Regions from separate parts of the Homo sapiens genome. Here regions 1 and 3 are each linked to region 2. A link is a contact called in ENCODE Hi-C or POLR2A ChIA-PET data. All regions are on one chromosome and are shown on one strand. Each heading gives the region's core, a stretch centred on a gene start or an enhancer-like site at or near the end of the contact. The rest is flanking DNA. Distances are from core to core; before and after follow the strand shown.

Region 1 (2,781 bases), core at 275-2,774, 1.2 Mb before region 2:
GGCATGGGCCTGGGTGCTGTGCTTAGAGCCAGAAGTGGGCAGGTCGCGAGATACTTGAGAGGCAGAGCCCACAGGACTTGCTGATGGCTTCTGTGAGGGGGATGACAGGGAAGGTGAGGAATCAAGGCAGAGTCTCAGCTTTGGGATCTGAGATTCATTCAACAAATAATTCAGTGCCGCGTGCCAGGCCTATTCTAAAAGTTGAGGATATGAAGACAACAATGGTGATGGCCTCAAGCAGTAATCCCAGCACTTTGGGATGTTGAGGCAGGAGGATCTCTTGAGGCCAGAAGTTCATGTTCAGCCTGGGCAACATAGCAAGACCTCATCTTTGCAAAATAAAATAAATTAGCTGGACGTGATGGCGCATACCTGTGGTCTCAGCTACTAGGGAGGCCGAGGCGGGAGGATCGCTTGAGCCTGGGAGGTGGAGGCTGCAGTGAGCCATGATTTCACCACTGCACTCCAGCCTGAGTGACAGAGCAAGACCCTATCTCTAAAAAAAAAAAGTAAAATTTGGGGATGCGGCCACCATGAGCAAAACAGTTCAATGATCCCTGCCCCATGAAGAGGACATTCTATACACCAGGTGAATAGTTCCATCTGAGCAATGGCCTGAAGGAGCCGGCCATGTGGACAGTGGGTTGGCAGAAGCTACAGGTGGAGGAAGCGACAGGTGCAAAGGCCCTGGGGCAAGGCCTGCTGTGGTCCAGGAATAGCAGGAGTGGCTGGAGCAGACATGGGGTCAGGGAGCTAACTGGGCCAATTACAAGGGTTTTGGTTTTCAGCAGGGAAATGGTAATGGGGGCTCTGATGAGAAATTCCAGGCTGGACATAAGAGATTTGAAAGTGCTGGCTCAATGATGGTACTGAGAGCCCAGGACAGCCTGAGATGGGACAGGCTGGGATGACAGCTGGATGTGACAGAGCAGGGGTTCCCATGCTGGAGGGCCCGCCTCAGAGAATGTGTGTTTCTGGCCAGCACAGTGGCTCACGCCTGTAATCCCAGCACTTTGGGAAGCCGAGGCAGGCGGATCACGAGGTCAGGAGATCGAGACCAGCCTGGCCAACATGGTGAAACCCTGTCTCTAATAAAAACACAAAAAAATTAGCCAGGCGTGGTGGCGAGCGCCTGTAATCCCAGCTACTCTGGAGGCTGAGGCAGGAGAATCGCTTGAACCCGGGAGGCGCAGGTTGTAGGGAGACGAAATCGCGCCACTGGCACTCCAGCCTGGGCGACAGAGGGAGGCTCCGTCTCAAAAAAAAAAAAAAAAAAAAAAAAAAGCAAGGCTCGCAAAACACCGGATTCCTTCTCAGCTTTCTGAGCTGAAAAGGTATAGATCCTCAAGAAGAGAAGAGTGTATGTAAGTACTTCTCAACCAGTTTACCTCTCTGACCGCTCTTACGGTGTTTGGGGGCAAAAAACTAAGGATCTAGACTCTCTAAACCGCTCGCTGGGTCCTTCTCTCCCCACAATGCACCGGGGCCAGCAGGAAGGCCGCTCCGACCCCTAATTTTCCCGCGAATTCAGTTCAAAGAGGCGGCCGGGCCCGCGATCGGCAGCGCGCACCGGCCAACCAAGCCGCGCCTCCGCGAGAAGCGCCTCCGCGTGACTGACGGGGGAATCCGCGGGCCAACGGGCTGGGCGGCCCGGCGGTGCGCGCTCCCGCCGGCCAATCAGAGCGCCGGGCGGGGGAAGTGGGCGGAGCGAGGCCTGGGTAGGGTGAGCGGCCTCCGAAGCGGAGCGGGGCTCTGAGGAGACACTTTTTCTTCCTCCCTCCTTCCCTCCTCTCCTCCTGCCTTCCCTTCCCCTTTCCTCCCCTCTCTCCTCCTTCTCCCCTCGGTCAGCCGGAGCCTGCTGGGGCGAGCGGTTGGTATTGCAGGCGCTTACTCTCCGGGGCCGCCCGGCGAGTAGCTGGCCGGGGAAGGAGGCAGGAACCGCGATGGCGCCTCAGAAGCACGGCGGTGGGGGAGGGGGCGGCTCGGGGCCCAGCGCGGGGTCCGGGGGAGGCGGCTTCGGGGGTTCGGCGGCGACGGCTTCGAGCGGCAAATCCGGCGGCGGGGGCTGTGGAGGCGGTGGCAGTTACTCGGCCTCCTCCTCCTCCGCGGCGTTACCGGTGAAGAAGTCGAAAATGGAGCACGTCCAGGCTGACCACGAGCTTTTCCTCCAGGCCTTTGAGAGTGAGTGCGTGCGAGGCTTTGAGGGCAGGAAGACCCACTCTGCCAACACCGGGGATGGGACACTCTGCTGGGCCCCCTTCCTCCTCGGGAGTCCACTTGTGTGGTAGTGGAGGGAGGAATTGAGGGGATGTCCCCCTTTCGGAGATTACGTCTCCAGGGGATCCGGAGTCCAGGGCCTTGGGAGAGCTGGAAAAGAGGGTCCGGGCGGGTTCTTGACTCCCCCAAGATTGACGCAAGAGGCTCGGGACTGGGGCCCCACGTTCAGAGCAGGCGGCTTTTAGATGAGGAGGTAGCAGTTGAACTGAGCCGCAGTCACATCCCGAGACTGGTTCTTGTTTTCTTTCATGCCTTTCGGACTCTAGAAATACAGGGGTTTCGGTTGTAGCTTTTGAGGGGCAAAATGAAGCCTGTGAAGGGATGAGTGCAGTGGAACCGAAGAAAGTGTCCTTAGTCTGAAATGCCTTCGCGCTAACTTGGTGCTGCAGGTTCCTATGGCACCTTTGGATGCTTAAAACCCTTCAAATCTATCCACCCATTTTGTGGATATGTAAACTGAGCCAGAGAGTGGTCAAGCATCTTCTCTGGAGACGACCCCAGAAT
Region 2 (3,079 bases), core at 361-2,860:
CGCGCCACTGCCCTCTGGCCTGGCGACAGAGCAAGACTCCATCTCAAAAAAAAAAAGTATTCTCTTACACAATTACTTTTGTGTTCTTAAGGGTTCATTTTTAAACTTTCAGGAAAATCATCTTAATCAACTCCCAAAACCAATGACATTCCCACCAGCAAAGCAAATACAATTAAGAACTTTATACCATTTATGTATGGTGTTTTTTTTGTTTGTTTTTTTCTCGCTCTGTCGCCCAGGCTGGAGTGCAGTGGCATGATCTTGGCTCACTACAACCTCGGCCTCCCGAGTTCAAGCGATTCTCCTGCCTCAGACTCCCGAGTAGCTGGGACTACAGGCGCTCACCACCACGCTCAGCTAATTTTTGTATTTTTAGTAGAGACGGGGTTTCACCATATTGGCCAGGCTGGTCTCGAACTCCTGACCTCGTGATCCACCCACCTCGGCCTCCCAAAGTGCTGGGATTACAGGCGTGAGCCACAGCGCCTGGCTGGTATTAATAAAGACTTCTTTTACTCCAAGTTCAGGTCACTTAAATTTTAATAATAAATTTCTTTCCGAAATTCCTCTTATTTCTGAGTTCTCAACATGTAAATTTTTTTAAAAATCTAAATTGCGTCTGCCTTAAAAGACTTATTACTACGAAGGACTTACGGGAGAAGATTCAGAGTCCTTAGCTAAGGAATGAACATATGACAAATATATATTAGGAGAATTTAATGCAAGATGTGCAAGACAGGTGTCTTTAGTAATGGTAACATTAACCTTAACTGAGCACTTTCTAAGCGTCCACACTGCTTTGTTTTGTGTTTCATTAACGAATGCTTACTTTGAAGCTCTGAGTCACATTACTACATTCAGACGTTGCAAAACAAAGCAACAGTCACAGAAACCATTAAAAACTATTAAACATAATTTTAACACGCTACTGAATGTCTACCATGTGCCAGGCGCTGTAGTTAGGCTCTGGAGTAGCATATGAAACTGATTTCAATGGTCCCCACCTTCAAGTCTAGTTAGGAATTTATCCACTCCCCCTGGGCTCTCACAGCACTCTGTTCCCATCCCTACAGCAGTACAAGGTACTACAATCAACTTACAGTACACTGTTATCAAAATATTTAATTTGTCTGTCTCCCCCACCACACTCTGCCCAATTAGCTCCTAATGAGCAGGAATCCTGGGTTTATCACCTTTACAGCCCTAAGACCCGGCTCCATGAAGGGCTGTCAAAACGTCTGATGGGTAAGTAGACGGACGGATTACCTTGCAACGAATGAAAAATTAATTCTGGACATCACCGAAAACGAGAAATGGGCTTCCACCACGTTAGGAAAAGTAAACACAGGTCGAGCGTCCCCACATCTAGCCCCTGCCACACACTCCCAACCTCCCCTCAGGCCGCCTCAGCTCTTCCCTCTCCCCAACCCTCTCTCACTTAATCTCCGCATGACTGAACAGTCCAATGCGCTCCAGCTGTTCCAATTCCGGGAGCCGATCTTCTATGCGTTCCTGAATTATCTCTGCCATGAGGTCCGAGGTCTACAACCCCGCGGGTAGCTTCTCAACAGCGAACACGAGCAGGAAGCTCCCGGTTTCAGGTTCGGAGACCCAGCCCTACCACCGACGCGTCCGGACGTAACGTGCTCCCTAGGTCCCGCCTTTTCCGCTTCCGCCACCTCCTACTTAGGGGAAGGCCCTTCGGCTTCTACAGCCACCGTCCCCTCCCTGTGGCCGATTGTGGGATTGCAGCGAGAACCCGCCCTGGTCTTGGGCAGGACGACTCTAGCGGACAGGAGTTGAGGGGCGGGGCTAGACGGGAGGGAGGGGTTAAGTGCGCGCGCCGCTAGACTTGGACAGCCATCAGGAAAAGCGCCTCCAGGTGTAGAGAGGTGGGCTGCTCAAGCCTGAAAGGGACACGAGATGCATTTTCTTCAGAATATTGTCTCCCATCCCACGTCCTGACTTCCCAACACCAAGAACAACAACAAAAAAAAAAGCAAAGGAGGAGGATATTGTACAATTAAACATTTTTGAAAGCCGGTCGCGGTGGCTCATGCCTGTAATCCCAGCAGTTTAGGAGGCCGAGGCGGGCAGATCACCTGAAGTCAGGAGTTCGAGACCATCCTGGCTAACATGATGAAACCCCGTTTCTACTAAAAATGCAAAAAAATTAACTGGGCGTGCTGGCACGCGCCTGTAATCCCAGCTACTCGGGAGGCTGAGGCAGGAGAATCGCTTGAACCTGGGAGGCCGAGATCGCGCCATTGCACTCCAGCTTGGGCAACAAGAGTGAAACTCCGTCTCTAAATAAATAAATAAATAAAATAGAATTGTTTATTATTTAAATCAATATCCTGTCTTTGTAAGCAATAGCTTTCAAAATATATGTCCCTAGGTGAATATCAGACACTATAAATTCTTTTTAGAAAAGGAGATTTTTGTATTGAAAAGTTTGAGAATTACCAAAATAAATCACTAAGGTATAGACACCCTCCTTAAACCATTGCCCAAGCAACTTAGCATTTCTAAGAGAAACACCAGGCAACACAGCTTGGAGGCAATATTGCTGGTATAGTTAGTAAACCTCAAATGATAACTACATGGTTCAGTTCTTTTTTAGTTCTGGATATAAAAAAGCCAAAGCAGCAGTTCTTGCTAAATCTGCTTATTTCAACATTCACATTAGCACCTGGATCCTGTGTGTGATTTATGAAAGGAGAATGGGCTCAGCAAAACCATGTTCCACCTCTGTGCCTTGCATTTCTTTCTTTCCTTTCACATTTTACCCACTCATCTCAGAACTGAGACGAGGGTTGGCTTGTGCTACACCATTTCTTGAATCCTTCAGCTGTAAGACATGTCAGAAGTGGAAGGAAATCACGAATGTAAGACAAAGATAGAATTTATTTGTAAAAGTAAAATCTCTGGGGCTGTGTTAACAGTAAGAGTGGAGATGACACTAGATAGTAAACTCCATATGGGCAGGGAATTTTTTCCTTTTTGACTGGCTAGATACTCTACAGCTTATAGCAGTGCCTACCATATAATAAGTACTCAGTTAATAAATGCATGACAC
Region 3 (2,906 bases), core at 398-2,897, 1.4 Mb before region 2:
ACAAACAAACTTAGAACAAATGATAAAACGAGTCTCAGCAAAGAAACAGAAGATATAATGAGGAACTGAACAGAAGTTTTAGATACGAAAAATGCAATAATTGACATGAACTCAACGAATAGGCTCAACAGCAGAATGGAGGGAACAGAGGAAAGACATACTTTCTGTCAGCAAATCTGAAGACAGAATAGTAGATAGTACCAAATCCGAATGATGGAAAATAGACTGAAAAAAAATTAGCATAACTTCAGAGCTATGTGGGACATTAACACAAGATCTAGCATTCACGTCATCAGACTCCCAGAAAAAGAAGAGAAACAGTATGAGACAGAAAAAGTATTGGAAGAAACAATGGTTGAGAATCCCCCAAATTTGGCAGAAGACATAAATGTCAGAATCAAGAAGCTGAGGATATCCCAAACAGGATAAATCCAAAGAAATCTACACCAAGGCACATCATAACTTCTGAAAACTAAAGAACAGTTCTTGAAAGCAGTGAGAGAGAAAATGTATTTTAGCTACAGTGGAAAAACAATTCCAATTTTAGTCAATTTCTTATCTGAAACTATGGAGGCCAGAAGGAATTGGCACATTTTTCAAGTGCTGAAGAAAGAAATTGTCAACTTCAGATTGTATATCTGGCAACAATATCCGATCCCCCAAGAATGAAGGGAAATCAAGACATTCTCAGATGAAGAAAAACTAATAGAATTTGTCACCAGCTGATCTACTCTTTAAAAAAAAAATGGCTGAGGGAAATTCTTGAAACAGAAAGGAAACGATTAGAAAAAGGAATCTTGGGACACTAGGAACGAAGAAGAGTAAAATATGCATAAATCAAGTAAGCTTTCCTCTTCTCTTGAATTCTCTAACTTATGCCTGACCCTTGAAGCAAATATTGTAACACTGATGTGGTTCTCCTCAATGAATGCAGAGGAAATACTTAAAAACAACTATATTATAAATGAGTGGGGGAAAGAACTTTACAGGAATTAAGGTTTCTACACTTCACTAGAATTAAGTCAGCACCGGTAGACTGTGATAATTTATGTATCTATAAAGTGTGGGTTTGGACAGCAGATTTTATCAGGTTGAGGGCTCAGGCCGAGAGCATGTAGAAGCAGTTAGCTCACTCTTTCTAGATGTGGCGGCTGACAAGGACAAAGAGGGCTGGGACTAGAACTGCTGTAGACAAGGAAAGCAGCCAGTGGAGAAGAGCGCATACGCCAAAGAACGTGGATGATGGAGCACAGGCGGGGAGGTAGGATGAAGGAAATGGCTCTGGGAAGAAAGGGTCTCTATGTCTGAGAAAGGAAGAAATTGGCTGAAGATACAAATTAGAGACAAGGTGAGGGAAATTGAGGGAGTTGCCTGAGGATGATTCTCCTCCCAGTCAAGTAGGCACCTGCTGAGAGAAAGGATAAGCCGAGATGAGGGAGATGATGATGGTTTGGGGCGCAGAAAGCGGGAATGAAAGACAGGAGCTAAAGCCGAAGTTTTTTCTCTCTCGCTACTTAAAAGCTGTAAGATAACGAATTGATCAGCAGGTGGCAGTGTCCGCGGAGGCTCGCATCCCGTCGGCCCTGGCTCTCAAGGCGGAAACACGCACCATGGTGACTTTCCGGCCTGCATCGCCTCTGCTCCCCTATCCCGGCTGACGTTGGACGACAAAGATGGCGGCAGGGACCAGCAGTTACTGGGAAGGTGAGGGCGAGAAGGCCTCCGGGTGCGTCCTACGAGGGTGAGAGGGGCTGAGTGAGGACAGATCTTGGGAGAAGCAGCACAGGAAAGAACCAGACTCCCGGAGCGGCCGAGCTGAGCAGCGGGGCTTGCCTAAGTGGGATCCCCGGGGCCTTGGGGATACCGAACGGTCTGGGGTAGGGGTCTGGCCTGGCCGGGGCGTGTGAGCGGGACGTGGGGCAGGGGTTGGGCAGAGTGGACAGAGCGGGGATGTAGAGGAAGAGGGCTCTCAATCGCCTGGGTAGAATTGTGTTGAGGGAGTAATGGAACTCGGACGAAGGGGCTTGGGGTACGAACTCTGAGAGGAAACGAATGTTGAGGGAGAAGATCCAGAGCCCCGGAGACTGGAGGAGTCAGCGCATTGGAGCTGAGGTCACTATTGGAAAACTGAGTGGGAAAAGAGAAGGAGGAACTTGCATTCCGGTCCGTCGGAGGAAGTATGAAGAGAATAGGAGACAGAATGTCTCTTATTGGGTCTCCATGACAACTACAGGTTGGGGACTTCCAGGACTGGGTGTTTGAAGGAGGAGAAAATAACTTACCCTTCTGCTCTAGAGTCTAGAATCGGTTTTATTGAAAAAGTTGAGAGAACCTGTGTGAATTGCAGTTACATTTGCTATACTTCTCCCACCAAAAAAACCTTCCTGTGATTTGACAAATGCATTTGTTTAATTCCTGAAACTATAGTCGGATAAAGTGAGCTTACATAAAACTCATTCGTGGATTATGATGATCAACAAGAGCAGAGAAAGCTCACCTTTTTCTCCCAACTGTCTCTTTGCTTTACAGCCGCATAGAAACTACTTTCCAAATTCCTTTGACCTGTTTTTATTGCTATACACTGAAGCCTCTAGAAACCACAGTATTGTCACTATCAGCCCCTTGGTCTAAGAAACTCAATTCTAAATTTATCCAGATTTGCCTATCATACTTTCAAAATGCTTTTACTTATGTTTCCTACTAGAGAAGACAATTATTCCAATCACAGAAAAGCGTGCTTATAGTTTAAAACATGTATTACAATGCCCATTTGAAATGTGTGTACCAGCTAGAAAACTTTTTTTTTTTTTTTTTTGGAGACTCGCTATGTCGCCCAGGCTGGAGTGCGGTGGCGCTATCGATCTCGGCTCACTGCAGCCTCCGCCTCCTGCGTTCAAGCGATTCTC

What was found. Hi-C counts contacts between places; a loop is a spot of excess contacts on that map. ChIA-PET counts read pairs that join two places held with the same protein, here RNA polymerase II (POLR2A). Pooled maps may share reads with other maps.
Region 1: a loop to region 2 is called in a pooled map, with 21 times the contacts of the local background. The contact joins the enhancer-like site here to the promoter of UTP6 in region 2. A Hi-C loop is called at or near these places in 4 of 50 pooled maps. POLR2A ChIA-PET finds 5 or more read pairs at or near these places in 2 of 52 experiments (A673 and B cell).
Region 3: a loop to region 2 is called in a pooled map, with 13 times the contacts of the local background. The contact joins the promoter of GOSR1 here to the promoter of UTP6 in region 2. A Hi-C loop is called at or near these places in 6 of 50 pooled maps. POLR2A ChIA-PET finds 5 or more read pairs at or near these places in 2 of 52 experiments (K562 and OCI-LY7).

Annotation. Positions count from the first base shown.
Region 1 is chr17:30,729,943-30,732,723 of GRCh38, forward strand. It overlaps the pseudogene SUZ12P1. Among named protein-coding and RNA genes, the nearest start is that of CRLF3, 93 kb to the right of the region's middle. RefSeq lists an enhancer at 1,657-2,277 and a silencer at 1,975-2,044. Within about 2 kb of position 1,525, at least 28 of the 41 ENCODE cell types and tissues checked have a DNase peak (open chromatin) inside an H3K27ac peak, as active enhancers do; they include A673 and B cell, where a contact is called at or near this core.
Region 2 is chr17:31,900,098-31,903,176 of GRCh38, forward strand. It overlaps UTP6 (UTP6 small subunit processome component), which reads right to left and starts at 1,611. Exons shown (of 19, transcript NM_018428.3): 1 at 1,439-1,611. The coding sequence starts at 1,530. RefSeq lists enhancers at 1,086-1,235, 1,279-1,870, 1,556-1,605.
Region 3 is chr17:30,475,761-30,478,666 of GRCh38, forward strand. GOSR1 (golgi SNAP receptor complex member 1) reads left to right here and starts at 1,648. Exons shown (of 9, transcript NM_001007025.2): 1 at 1,648-1,704. The coding sequence starts at 1,674. RefSeq lists enhancers at 1,392-1,541, 1,692-1,911.